Regions from separate parts of the Homo sapiens genome. Here regions 1 and 3 are each linked to region 2. A link is a contact called in ENCODE Hi-C data. All regions are on one chromosome and are shown on one strand. Each heading gives the region's core, a stretch centred on a gene start or an enhancer-like site at or near the end of the contact. The rest is flanking DNA. Distances are from core to core; before and after follow the strand shown.

What was found. Hi-C counts contacts between places; a loop is a spot of excess contacts on that map. Pooled maps may share reads with other maps.
Region 1: a loop to region 2 is called in a map of CD8-positive, alpha-beta T cell, with 6 times the contacts of the local background. The contact joins the promoter of CC2D2B here to the promoter of TM9SF3 in region 2. A Hi-C loop is called at or near these places in 2 of 168 maps with a recorded cell type or tissue (CD8-positive, alpha-beta T cell and naive thymus-derived CD4-positive, alpha-beta T cell) and 7 of 50 pooled maps.
Region 3: a map of CD8-positive, alpha-beta T cell shows a loop between it and region 2 (4-fold over the local background). The contact joins the promoter of CCNJ here to the promoter of TM9SF3 in region 2. A Hi-C loop is called at or near these places in 4 of 168 maps with a recorded cell type or tissue (CD8-positive, alpha-beta T cell, chondrocyte, endothelial cell of umbilical vein and 1 more), 1 of 37 single-sample maps with no recorded cell type and 10 of 50 pooled maps.

The regions. Positions count from the first base shown.
Region 1 is chr10:95,905,749-95,910,013 of GRCh38, reverse strand. It overlaps CC2D2B (coiled-coil and C2 domain containing 2B), which reads right to left and starts at 2,039. Exons shown (of 35, transcript NM_001349008.3): 1 at 1,957-2,039. All of the region lies in intron 2 of ENTPD1-AS1 (ENTPD1 antisense RNA 1), which reads left to right. RefSeq lists enhancers at 1,723-1,782, 1,823-2,012.
Region 2 is chr10:96,585,100-96,588,886 of GRCh38, reverse strand. It overlaps TM9SF3 (transmembrane 9 superfamily member 3), which reads left to right and starts at 1,875. Exons shown (of 15, transcript NM_020123.4): 1 at 1,875-2,153. The coding sequence starts at 2,052. LOC105378443 (a long non-coding RNA gene) reads right to left here and starts at 1,823. Exons shown (of 3, transcript XR_946220.4): 1 at 544-1,823. RefSeq lists an enhancer at 708-767 and a silencer at 1,646-2,215.
Region 3 is chr10:96,042,310-96,046,406 of GRCh38, reverse strand. It overlaps CCNJ (cyclin J), which reads right to left and starts at 2,824. Exons shown (of 6, transcript NM_001134375.2): 1 at 2,688-2,824; 2 at 1,945-2,054. The coding sequence starts at 2,013. All of the region lies in intron 2 of ENTPD1-AS1 (ENTPD1 antisense RNA 1), which reads left to right. RefSeq lists silencers at 2,544-3,113, 3,241-3,435.

The DNA of each region.
Region 1 (4,265 bases), core at 790-3,289, 680 kb after region 2:
TCGGCTAATTATTATTATTGTTATTATTAGGTACAGACAGGGTCTCGCTGTGTTGCTCAGGCTGGTCTCAAACTCTTGGCCTCAAGCAATCCTCCTGCCTCAGCCTCTCAAAGCATTGGAATTATAGGCATGAGCCACTGCGCTTTGCCTAAACAAATTTCTAAATCAATTCTGCGGGCACAAGACTATGTGGATCCCTGAATCAGCACAGACTTCTTTTTGGCACAATTTTCAGTCACCTTGGTTACTTCTGTCACAGGCCATTTGGTTTCAGGAGTGCTAGCAAAATAAAACCACAGAAAAACCTCTAGCATGTGGAAATGGTTACACAATGCATATCTTAGTATATAGTAACATATCTTTAATTGTGATCCAATCAGAAAATTGGTTCCCTTTAATCTTCCCCTGGCTCTTGTTAGAAATATTTCTAAATGTATTAATGCACTTTCCTTCCTTAGCAGATCTGAATTCAGACCAAAATCCAATTTTATCTTTATCTCAGTTCATCTATTGTCACATAGTATGATGACACCTTTCTGAACTCTCTTATAGCAATGTTTCCTAAATGATGCCTTCCAGACTTAATTTGAATTAGGATGCTATGTCCAGAATTAAGGTCTCATTCACAGTTATGATGTAATTAAGGCAACAATAGCATTTTGTAAAAATAATCTATTAAATATATAGCACCAGCTACCCTTTATTGTTATTAGGATATGGAAGAAGTGGAATTTAACTTAACAATTCTTTACTTAGTTAAGAGGAATATAGCAGTATTTCACAGTGTTCTACAAAAAACATTATGACTTCCATGTATTGCATTAACTGGCAAGTTTAAAAATTAACTTAACTGTTATCTTGTTTTCCAAAATCAAAACTTAGGAACAAACGGCGTGACAAAAGATTTTCTGATCTGTGAATTTATTTAAGTCTTCGAAAGGCAACAAAACTAAATCACCCACTGCTCTGAGGACCAGTTCCCAAGTCATCATGTCCTGCTCCTGTAGATCAAGAAAGATTTGGGCCCACTTCTCTATCTTGGGACTTCTGGTACATGAAAACTAATGTGGAAACAGGTTACAAAAACTATCATATTATATTTTGAAAATTTACATCTAACACACACCATGCAACGTAGTTTTGCTACTCAAAGGTGAATTACAAGATTTATAAAAATGTATTAATTCTTAGAGCAACCACTGGCCAGGAGGCCCAGAAGCTCTAAACAAGTACTGTAATGTTTTTTATTCAAACCTGAAGATGTATCTCTGTGTCTATACTTATAGCCTCAATTAGAGAGAAAGTCAACCAGGAGGCCCTTTCTGAAAGTGAAGCCAAAAAACTCTCACATCACTTCCCCATCTAAGCCGCAGTGACCACTCTCCAACATTGACCACTCTCCAACATAACCCCTCAACTATAGCTGGATGGAGTTCTTGTTTATTCTCCCTGGCATCTCCAACCTTTAATTTTTACAACTTCCCCGCAAATGGATAGCATTCCGTGTTTCTAAGGCTGATTCAAACTCCACGTCTTTCAGGAAGTTTTTTCTAACTCTGTCTCTTGATCTCCAACAGCATTTGTAGTTCATAATGCGAATTTTTGTTCATTACATTCTACCTTCCAAGTTCATCTTCCTGCTTATCCTAATGTGAAGATCAGGACTAAGGCAAGGTGTTCAGCACACACAGTAGGCACTGAATTAATAATATGCCGACCCGTATTTCTTGCAAATCAAACACTGCTCTCGAGTGATTTTCAATTCTACTCATTCCCAAATTGGCTAACAAACCGGTCGGCCAGGCCCCCGAACTACAAGTCCCAGCGGCCTGCGCGGCCCCGGCTCCGGTTATCCCAGCCCAGCTAGTTCTGCCCATGCAGCAGAGCTCCACAAAAGTGCGGGAATGTCTGACAGGGAAGAATCAGAGAAACCTTCACCAGCAGCCCGACATTCACCTGGACGGACAGTGCACTTTTCTTACGTCTGGGCAGGGAAGGCAGGGCGCACCATCTACCGCAGGCTAGGATGATCACCAACCGCCCCACCGCACCCTGCGCCAGCCCTACGGCGCCCGCGGGCTGCAAGTAGCGGCGACCCAGGAGCATGCGCGCTGCCGCCCCTGGCCTGCCAGGACCCAGAGGGAGCGGAGCACGCGCCTTTGGGAATCTTCGGTGCGCCAAGTCTGTTCGCCGCCGGGGTCTATCACCCCCGCCCCTCGCCTCTGCCCGTGAGCGTGTGAGTTGTAGCGTACCCTGGGGTCTGTTCTGGAGGAGGCCTGAGAGCGGGGTTGCCTGGGGCGTGGGTCTCTCATCCCTCTCGTCCTGGTGAAGAAGAAGAGTATACCCAGCGGGTGAGTACCGGCCGCGAGCTCCCGGCTGAGCGGGCGTCCCCGGGGAGGACGCTGCGGGGCGCCGTTGTGGCAAGAGCGGTCGCCCGCGCAGGGCGTGGAGGCGCGAGGCCGGGGGACGCCAGCCGGCAAGTTGCACGGGTTGCAGCGCCCCGGGACCTACTTTCTCTTTGCCGTCGTCCCTGCCTTGCTAGGAAAAGAGGGGAGCTTTGACTTCAGGTGATTTCCTTTGTGGCTTACAAAAGAGCCCCCTAAATATGCAAGCGGTTCCTTTTATTTCCAGAGCTTGCTGTTAGCGTACTAATGTACTATGTTTAAAGTCTTAAATAGGGCATGCCAGACACGCTCACCCATGTGTCGTCATTCATCGCTTAATAAACAGAGTACGGCTCTCATTGTTTTTCTTTTTCCCATTGCCTCGCTCCGAGTTAAAATAACGAGATAAACTAAACGTGATGCGGTTGGGAACTTGTTCAGGGAAACCGGCTGGGGCGAACTTCGGAAACTTGCTAGTGTAGAGAGCCGCACGGTGGTGGTTTGTATGCTTTCACTCATTCAGGCTTTCCACAGTGTTTAACTGCGTTCTGTGTCAGGCATTATGCCCCAACAGTCGTCTTGTGTAAGACTTCCATGCATTTTTAAGCTTTGCTTTTATTTTCTAAATGTACATGTTAATAGAGAATAAACATTATTGACCTCTTTATTCTGATATTAATTGCCTAAGTTTCGTAGGATTGTCTTTATTTTTTAATAGTATGGTGACCAAAAGTAATACTAGTGTTTAACCTTAGTAAGCAAAATAGAGTCCCAGTGTCTCTGACAGCTTGGCACAGTTTCATTTGAGACCGTAAATCCCACCCTGTCTATAGTCTCTGTCATACTTGGTAACAACCCAGATAATTTATCCCTTCTCGCAGCCTCATTCCCACACCTTCTCCATCTGCTGATCGTCTCACTATCTGCCTTCTTCTGGAAACTGTAAACTCTTTTTCTAGACTCCTCATATGTAAACCCCTCTATATCTTTTTTTAAATTTATATATATATATATTTTATCATACTTTAAGTTCCAGGGTACATGCGCACAACGTGCAGGTTTGTTACATATGTATACATGTGCCATGTTGGTGTGCTGCACCCATTAACTCGTCATTTACATTAGGTATATCTCCTAATGCTATCCCTCCCCCTCCCCCCATTCCACAACAGGCCCTGGTGTGTGATGTTCCCCTTCCTGTGTCCAGGTGTTCTCATTGTTCAATTCTCATATGAAATACTATGCAGCCATAAAAAATGATGAGTTCATGTCATTTGTAGGGACATGGATGAAGCTGGAAACCATCATTCTCAGCAAAGTATCGCAAGGACAAAAAACCAAACACCACATGTTCTCACCCCTCTATGTCTTTATATCTTCTTGTTCACAAAACATTCCTCCTTGTGATATTGGGTACCTGGCTGTCTCCTGAAGACACTGCTTTCCCAGCAATTCACCACAGCGAAAGCCATGCCTGCTGGAGACACTGCTTTCCCAGCAATTCACCACAGCGAAAGCCGTGCCTGCCCGCGCCCCCCGCCCCCCAGAGGTGGTATCTGTATTCGCCATCTCCTCATGGCCATTGCTAGGCCATTCCATCCCACCCCAGGACCCAGAGCTGGTATCTGTATTCGCCATCTCCTCATGGCCATTGCTACGCCATTCCATTCCACCCTTGTAAAACTTACCAGAAACCCTTCTCTAATGAGCCCTTTTCCCTCTCCTCACTGTTATTTACCAGCTGCCTGGTCACTCATGTTCATTAAGGAATTTAGTACCCAACTCAAGTCTTTTTTTTTTTTTTTTTTTTGAGACGGAGTCTCTGTCAGCCCAGTTTGGAGTGCAGTGGTGTGATCTCAACTTACTGCAACCTCTGCCTCC
Region 2 (3,787 bases), core at 626-3,125:
AATGTGAATAGATAATTACAACACAACACGCCAAATGCTATTGAAATCCCAAAGAAGGAATGCTCCATTTCTCAAGGGATCATGCAAGGTTTCACTGAGGAGGTGATCATCAGCTAGGTCTGAAAGGATAATATCTAAGGCACAAGGTGAAGCAGAGCATGCCAGATAAAGGGAGTATAAAGAGCAAAGGCACAGAGGTGTAAAAATATATACGGGTGAATGCAGAGCATAGAAATTGGTGGAAGGTAAAGTTAGGGAAATAAATTAGGGATAAAATAGGCAAAAATTTGGACTTTATCCTTTAGCAGGGAACTTTTTTTCTGATTACATAGTTAGCACATGCTCACTGTAAAAAATAACCAAACATTTATAGGCATGTACAAAGTAGAAAGTTAACCACTGATAGTAGTTTGTTATAATCTTTCAGATTGTTTTCTATGGGCAGACTAACATATTGCCATATAAAATGAAGTTAAACTCTTATTTTCTTCAACTTGAAAATTTAACAGAACCTCTTGGTTATCATTCCATGCCAGTACTTACCTATTTCCTTTTTTTAAAGTGGCTGTATAGTTGGTAAATCATTACCAGCAAAAAGACCTATTATGGAGCCAGACTGAGTGGGTCTGGTGTTTCAGCAAGCCACTCAAGCTCTCTGTGCTTCAGTTACCTCATCTGTAACAGGAACATTTTCACCGTACCTGCTGCATAGGGTTTCTGTGAGAATTTAATGAGCCAATATCGTTCAGAATAGTGCCTGGCAGATGAACGCCCTCGTGGTGACTCCATGATTTATTTACCTAACATTGAAGAACTGTTTTAAGCAAGGGAGTGAGCGATATAATCTGGTTTCTTTTTAGAATAAAAAAAACATCACCCTGGCACCTGTTGGGGATGTTAAACGGGAGGAAGATCAGTCAGTGATGGATATCTTCTTGTGAGACTCTTGCAATACATAGTGATACGGAAGACTGGTTGGTACTGGCAGAGGAAGGAGAGGAAAAATAAACTCTTGAACCACTTTTAAGAGACCAAATGCTAGAACTTGTTGACTGCTGATGGCTGAGAAGAGACAATCTGACAAGTTCGAGATTTTTGGCTTAGTGGCCTGTGTAAATGGTGGTGCCACATTCGTATATTTTTTTTTTTTTAAAGATTTTTTGTTTCAGTGTCTACTACGGATCTGGCACTGTTCTAGGTACAGGAAATACGGAAACAGGATCTCTGCTCCGAGGAGCTTACACTCCAAGAGATATTTATGACTGGGAAGAGGAGACCCAGAAATAGTTAAGTAAACACATAAATGAACAAGAATGGCAAGCTAACTTAGCATGTCTTGATTGAACAGTAGGGGTCCAGTAAATATTCAGTAACTTTAAAACATCCAACCCTGTACGAGTTTAACAATCTCTCCTAACGGTGATTACAGGAGCCCGTGATTCATTCACAGCGGCAGACGAGCGCCAGGAAAGGGTTATTTGATCTGATCCCTCAAGTTCCGGAGGCAGCAGGTCAGACGATCGGCCCCATTTGGCAGCCAGGAAAAAAGCTTAAGCATTTTGGCCAAGGTTACACAACCCGAAACACCGGGACGCGGCCCGGAGGCGGCTTCGGCCTTGCGGTCCAGGCTAGGCCACTGCGCCGGGGCCCAGCCTGCTCGGCGCCCGCCCGAGTGCTCGGCAGGCCCGTAGCGCCGCGGCTCCCAGGAGCCGAGGGGCAGCCGGCGCGCAGGCGGCGGTTGCCGGGCCCTCCCTCGGCCCGGCGGCGGTGGCGGCCCCGCGTCGCGAGGCACTTCCGGCGCGTGCCGGGGTGGCCGGATGACGTGGCTGAGTCAGAGGAAGAGGCTGAGGAGGCGCGGGGGGCGGGGGAGGCTCAGGAGCGGGCGGTGACGGCGACGGCGGCGGCAGAGGAGGCAGCGGCTGGGCCGGGCCCCGTGCGTCTGTCCGCGCCCCGTGGATGCGAATCGGCCGCGGCGGAGGCGGCGGCGGCGGAGGAGGCGGCGGCGGGAGGAGGAGTCGGTGAGCCGGCTCCGGGCCGGAGGGGCGCGGAGGATGAGGCCGCTGCCTGGCGCTCTTGGCGTGGCGGCGGCCGCCGCGCTGTGGCTGCTGCTGCTGCTGCTGCCCCGGACCCGGGCGGACGAGCACGAACACACGGTGAGGCGCCCCGGCCGGCGCGGCCGCCCCGGGCTAGCTCCCCAGTTGCCCACTGAGGCAGGCCCCACGCAGCCTGGAGTGCCCGGCGGCCCGGTGGTGCCCCACTGCGGCCCGAGGACTCCTTCCGGTTGGGCCTGGCGGAGCAGGAACCTTGGGAGCGTGGAGGAGGCATTTCCGTGCGCTCCCGGGACAGGGCTCCGCTCCCGAGTGACAGGGTCTCCTTCCCCCGGTCTGGGCCTCAGTGGCGCCGCACCCCAGGGTCTCGGGGTTCCTGGGACCCTGGGGCCAGGAAGGAGCCTGGGAAGGGTTGAGGTTCATCCACCGCGGGAGCGGGGCAACGGGCAGGCTGGGCTCGGGGCTTTTGCCCCCCAGGGAAGGAGACTGCCTTCTGGCTACTGAGGGCTGCGACGCCGAGGAAGATGGATGCATCGTGATTACCCGGCAGCCACTAACCAGGAAATATCCTACACTTTATGGTCTCCTTTGGCTTTTATCGCCCGCTTCTGCCCAGACCGGATTAAAACCCTGGGGTGGGGCAGCATTAATAAACTTGAATTGAAGAGCAGTTTATACTTACTTGTAAGTGCACCCAACCTACACGCGTTCAATTCCTAGGCCTTTCTTGTAACTTTCTCCTCACCTTCCAGCCCCTAAGTGAGACCCCCATCCCGATAGTCTCTAACTAAGGCAGCTTCTGACAGTAAAGGGTCTTGACGTTTCCCAGTCTTCAGGTCAGGGCCAGAAACAGTCCCTTTTGCATTTGGCCTAAAGGTGATTGGCAGTTTGTTTAATTGGTATTCTCACATCAAAACGTGCATGTGAACGACTCTTCAAATGGCTTTCACTTAGGGCTGTAACTGTGGTTTTCAGAGTGGTAGACTTGAGCAAGGCAGGAAGGTCAGGTAAATTGAGAGTTTGCTTGACGAGTAATTGTTTTTTATACCTTTACCATTAATGATAGGAGTTTCTATGAGAGACTGTGTTTGTACTAAATCAGAACGATCTGAGGGAGTCTTATGTCATTTCTGGTAAGTGAGGAAATGAAGCAGTCGTCCTTACCTATTTAATGGATCCGATTTTATTTGTAATCAACAAAACTTTTCGCTGGATCCTTGGCTAGCTGGGATCTTATTTTAGCTAATAAAAGCTCTAAACTTTTGACTGTTCTACCTTCGGTCACAGCCAGAAACTTCTTACCTGTGTAGGTATGTATTTCTTTAGAGACACAAATCTCGAATTGGTGACATGTTTTTGTACTGTACTTGTGGTGTTTCACCTAAGATAATTTTGTTGGGAGGTTAAACAGCTTAAAACGATTTCCTTTTGTGTTCTTTCATCAGATAAGCTGTCTCAAAGTTTAAGAACTGCTATTGTTTCACATAGTATACAGGGACCATGTATAGATTTGGGTCTTTGAGTATTTTTAAATTTTCAGTGGGCATCCATCCTTCTGTTTAATGATATTATTACTAATATATTTCCAATTAAAAAAACACTTAGGAAAAGTTACCATATGAAACTCAGAACTCTCAATGTGTAGTTCCGTGATACAGGCATATAAGCTCAAAAGTGTACTGTATTCTACTTTTTAATCTTGTAATCTTGTGACTTACACTGCTGTGATTAGGGAAACC
Region 3 (4,097 bases), core at 1,575-4,074, 540 kb after region 2:
AAGTTTCCTTCAGTGTATTACAAACAGTGGTCTCTCCAGTTCCACAAGTTTAAGTTTTACAGATTAATGTAAATTCTTGTATAAAGTGTTGCCAGTAAGAACCATGGTTTGCATAATGCTTAAACATAAAGACAACCCAGGGCAGTAGGCCATAGGTGGCCCAATAAAACTTTCAGTGGCATTCCTTCACACCCTGTGCTACCTTGTCCTCTGATAGTTCATAAGCAACTTGAGTGAGTATAAGGTTGGGTCTTATGCCTTGGATGCTCCAGAAACTAATCCACAAAAGCCTTCAACAAATCTAAATCTAGGAGAAAAAACAAAAAAACAAAGAACCCATGTCCAAACTCAATTGACAAAATGCAGATAATCACTCACGAATTAAAATGATCTACACATAAAATGATTGAAAAGTATGGAAATCACCAAGAAAAACCTTTTAAGTTTCATGCCAATTAAAAAATATACTCTTGGCTGGGCGCAGTGGCTCATGCCTGTAATCCCAGCACTTTAGGAGGCCGAGGCAGGTGGATCACCTGAGGTCAGGTGAAACTCCAACTCAAAAAAAAAGTACTCTTAATATCAACTAATTAATTTCACTACATACCAGAGGGATAAAAAGGCTGACACTTAAAACACTTTTCAAAATATGTGCAACTATATTAATTTTTTTAAAAAAGAAAACATTTCACATTGAAAGATGACATCTGCCAAAAAAAAAAAAGATCAAAAGTGTATCTGGACAATTTTCCAAGAAACTGCAACTCTTTCCTAACTAACACTCCAGAGATCCCATTAGTTAGAATTTTTATGTGGTATAAACCATCTCCTAGGGGGCTGAACTGTATTTTAGTGAATCTAAGAGACTGAATGTCAGAATTAGTTAAGTAGCATTTAGAAATCTCAGGCCTAGAAAAGGGTAACAATTTAAGTCAGAATTAGGTTTTCCAATCTACTTGACCTGGTCAGAAACTCAAGATAAAAGTTCATTATCATTCCAGGATCTCAACCCCAAGAGTCAGAATCCTTTTTATTGAAAGTCAGCTGTTTTGCTTCTTTCTCAATTTTCTACATTTAACAAATGGCTTTCTTTATCCAAGGTGAAACTGAGTTAAGCTAGAGATCATTTTGGATCTGGTCTCTCTTTTGGTTATCGAAGAGGCAGAAATGTCTCATTAATCTGCCTTGCCACATGCAGAGTAAAACCGTTACTTAATAGCAACAATACACAGACTTTGCTTTGTGTTGGAAAAGTATTTTTTTCCAATATCTATTAAGTCTACTTTCTGCCTTTGATATCAGCAGGAAGGGGCAGCCAACTCCCTCCACTTTAGGGCTTTTGAACAGCCCAAATCCTGAGGGGTAAGTGATAAGAAGTTATCACTTAGTGCTTACTATATACCAAGAGCAGTTTCTAAGCACATGTACGGTACTAACTTAAGTTTCACAATCGCCAGAATCATAAGGCACACTCATTATTCCTCATTTTACAGATGAGGAAATCAAGAAACAGAAATTTCACTTGTCCACGTCTCACGGCAAGTTAGCGGAAAGGCTGAGGAATTTATGTACAAAAGCGACTTAAACTGGCTGCATGCAACGGCAACTCTCGAACAAAGAGGGCTGTTCTGCCCAACAAAAATTCAGTGTATATATCTTTTAAAATACAAGATCAAATTCATGACCCACCTGGAAGCCAGAACGCCCCTTTCCACCTTCCCTGGCCCAACTACCATCTCCCTACTCATTCAGGTTGCAGGTTCTTTTGATACATCCCAGAGAAGGAGCCAAGAAGTTAATTAACCTTGAGCAAATGAGCAAACTCGCCTTTTCTGGCCCGGAAGATAGTGAGTAAAGAACCTGACTAGACCTTCTAGAGAGCCGAGATTCAGAACAACTGGCGCGACACACAGAAGGAGAAGGCAGGCCGGGCCTCGGAGTTACCTTGTAGCGAAGCGCTTGGTGAATATCGGCGGCCAGCTGTCCTCGCCACCACTGCCCCTCCAGCTCCATGGGACCCGGCGGCGCGCCCAGCCCGACGCGGCAACTCGAGTCTGTAAGACACACCCCAGGCGCGGTCACTGCCGGCTCCCCCGCGACCCTCTGCGCCCCCTCCCCGGGGGGTGTGACCTCAGGCCACCCGGTGTGGCTGCTCATCTTCACTTGACTCTTCCTCAACCCAGCCCGACCCGAGTCGTTTCCCCCAACGCCACACGCGAAGCCGGGTCTGCCCCCGCAGGAAGAGCCGAAGGACTCTGAGACTCACTGCTCGACTATGTGTCGGGCAAAAGGGGATCCACTCGGGCCCTGAGTTGCCAAAGCGCGGAGCCAGGTGCGAGCTCGGGAAGAGCTGGGGGAGGCCCGGCTGGGGCTCCCTGCGTCCGGGGCTGGAGTTCTCCCGCCCTCCCTGAGGAGCGGGGAGAGGTGACACGCTCATAGCCCCGCTGAGGGGAAACGCTCCCATGGCAAAGCCCGGGGGTGAGCGTCTGCCTGGCCGCGGGTCTCCGCATGGACGTCGGGAGCCTGCTCCTCCCCGGGAGCCCCGAGAAACGCACGTTCCGCGCGGCCTCAGAAAGGGGAACAAAAGGCCGGGCCAGCCAGGCTCTGCGCCTCACCCCGGGAGGGTCCGCTGCCCCACGCCTACCCCAGGCCTGCCGGGCCGCCCGGCCCCACGCTGGCTCCCTTACCCGGAACCGCGGCCCTCACAGCCCCAGCCCCGCCGTCGTGCGGCGGACGCCGGCCCCGCTCATGCTGCGGACAGTGGGCCGCTAAGCGCCGGCCTCAGCTAGAGCCCAGCGCCTGGACGCTCGCGCCGCCCATTGTTAAAGGACCGGCAGGCGGCTCCGCATACAAAGCCAGCGCGGGGGCACTTGAGGCCCCGCCGCTGCCAATCTCGTCTCGCGATACAGCGGGGTCGCCCCGAGCCGTCCAATTGGCGGCCGGGCCGGGCCCAGGTGCAGCGCCAGGCGGCGGCGCGGCGGCTCCCGCCTGGGTACGGTCAGCATCCCGCACGGCGCGGCGTGGCCTGGGCTGGCCTGGCGCTTCGGTTGCCGGGGCGCTCAGCCGCCACCTACTGCGAAGCCGGCCTGATCGCCGGCTGAGGTCGGCAGAGAGCGCCGGAGAAATTGTAAGGTGGATCACTGCAGTGACCAATCCAGTTAGGCCACTCACCTGCTGAGAACCTTCGATGGCTCCTCGATGCCCGCGGAGCAAAGTTCCGACGCCTCAGTTTGGCGTTTAAAAGTCTTCACGGCATGGATTCGGTTTACCTTACTTCACGTTGCACCAACCGCTTCCATCCCAGGGGCTGCTCCGTGGATCATCAGGCCCTCCAAATGTGCTTTAGCTGTTTCTGCAGCCCCTGAAGCGTTTTTTTTTTCCTGTGAAATTATGCTCTTTTTTTAAGTTCCACCTCAAACTCCACCTTTCTTCTAGAAACCTAATTAATCTCTTCCCCCTCCTTATTTTCGTTGCTGTAGGGATTCCCAAGAGCTTTGAATGAAGACATTTAAGATTACTTCTAGTAACCTTGCTTGTCAAACCCATGGTGGATGTAATTAACCATCTGTGCTCGTAAATCAGGAAACTGCAAAACTGTGAGAACACTCCGACGTCAATTGAGGTGATATGGGGGCTGAAATGTGATTAGAGGAAACCTAATCAATTGTATTTTAACCTCTTTGGTGGATTATCACAAAAGAGGTGGATGGTAACCCTAGGACAGTGAGACTGTCCACTTTTCTGAGACTGGAGATCAATCTCTTAATAGTAAAACGTAAATATTTTTAAAACTTCACCCCTTTTACTTTGAATCCTTTGTCCAAAAAGATACATGATGATAAAGAACTACTACAAAGTGATAAATACATTTTATGTGATTCTGGGTGGCATCTTCATTTGAAGATCATCAGCAGACATGTATATGAGCCGTACCCTATCCATAGACGATGCTTATACCCAGGAGAGCAGGCCCGCAGGAACCAAAGGCAAGAAAAGGGAAACTCAGAAGCTGAAGTTGGCAGATCCCGGCCTAACCCGACATAGTCCAGGGAGAAGGCTGCCCTGGCCTGTCTCTCAGTTGCAGGGTCCTCTAGAGT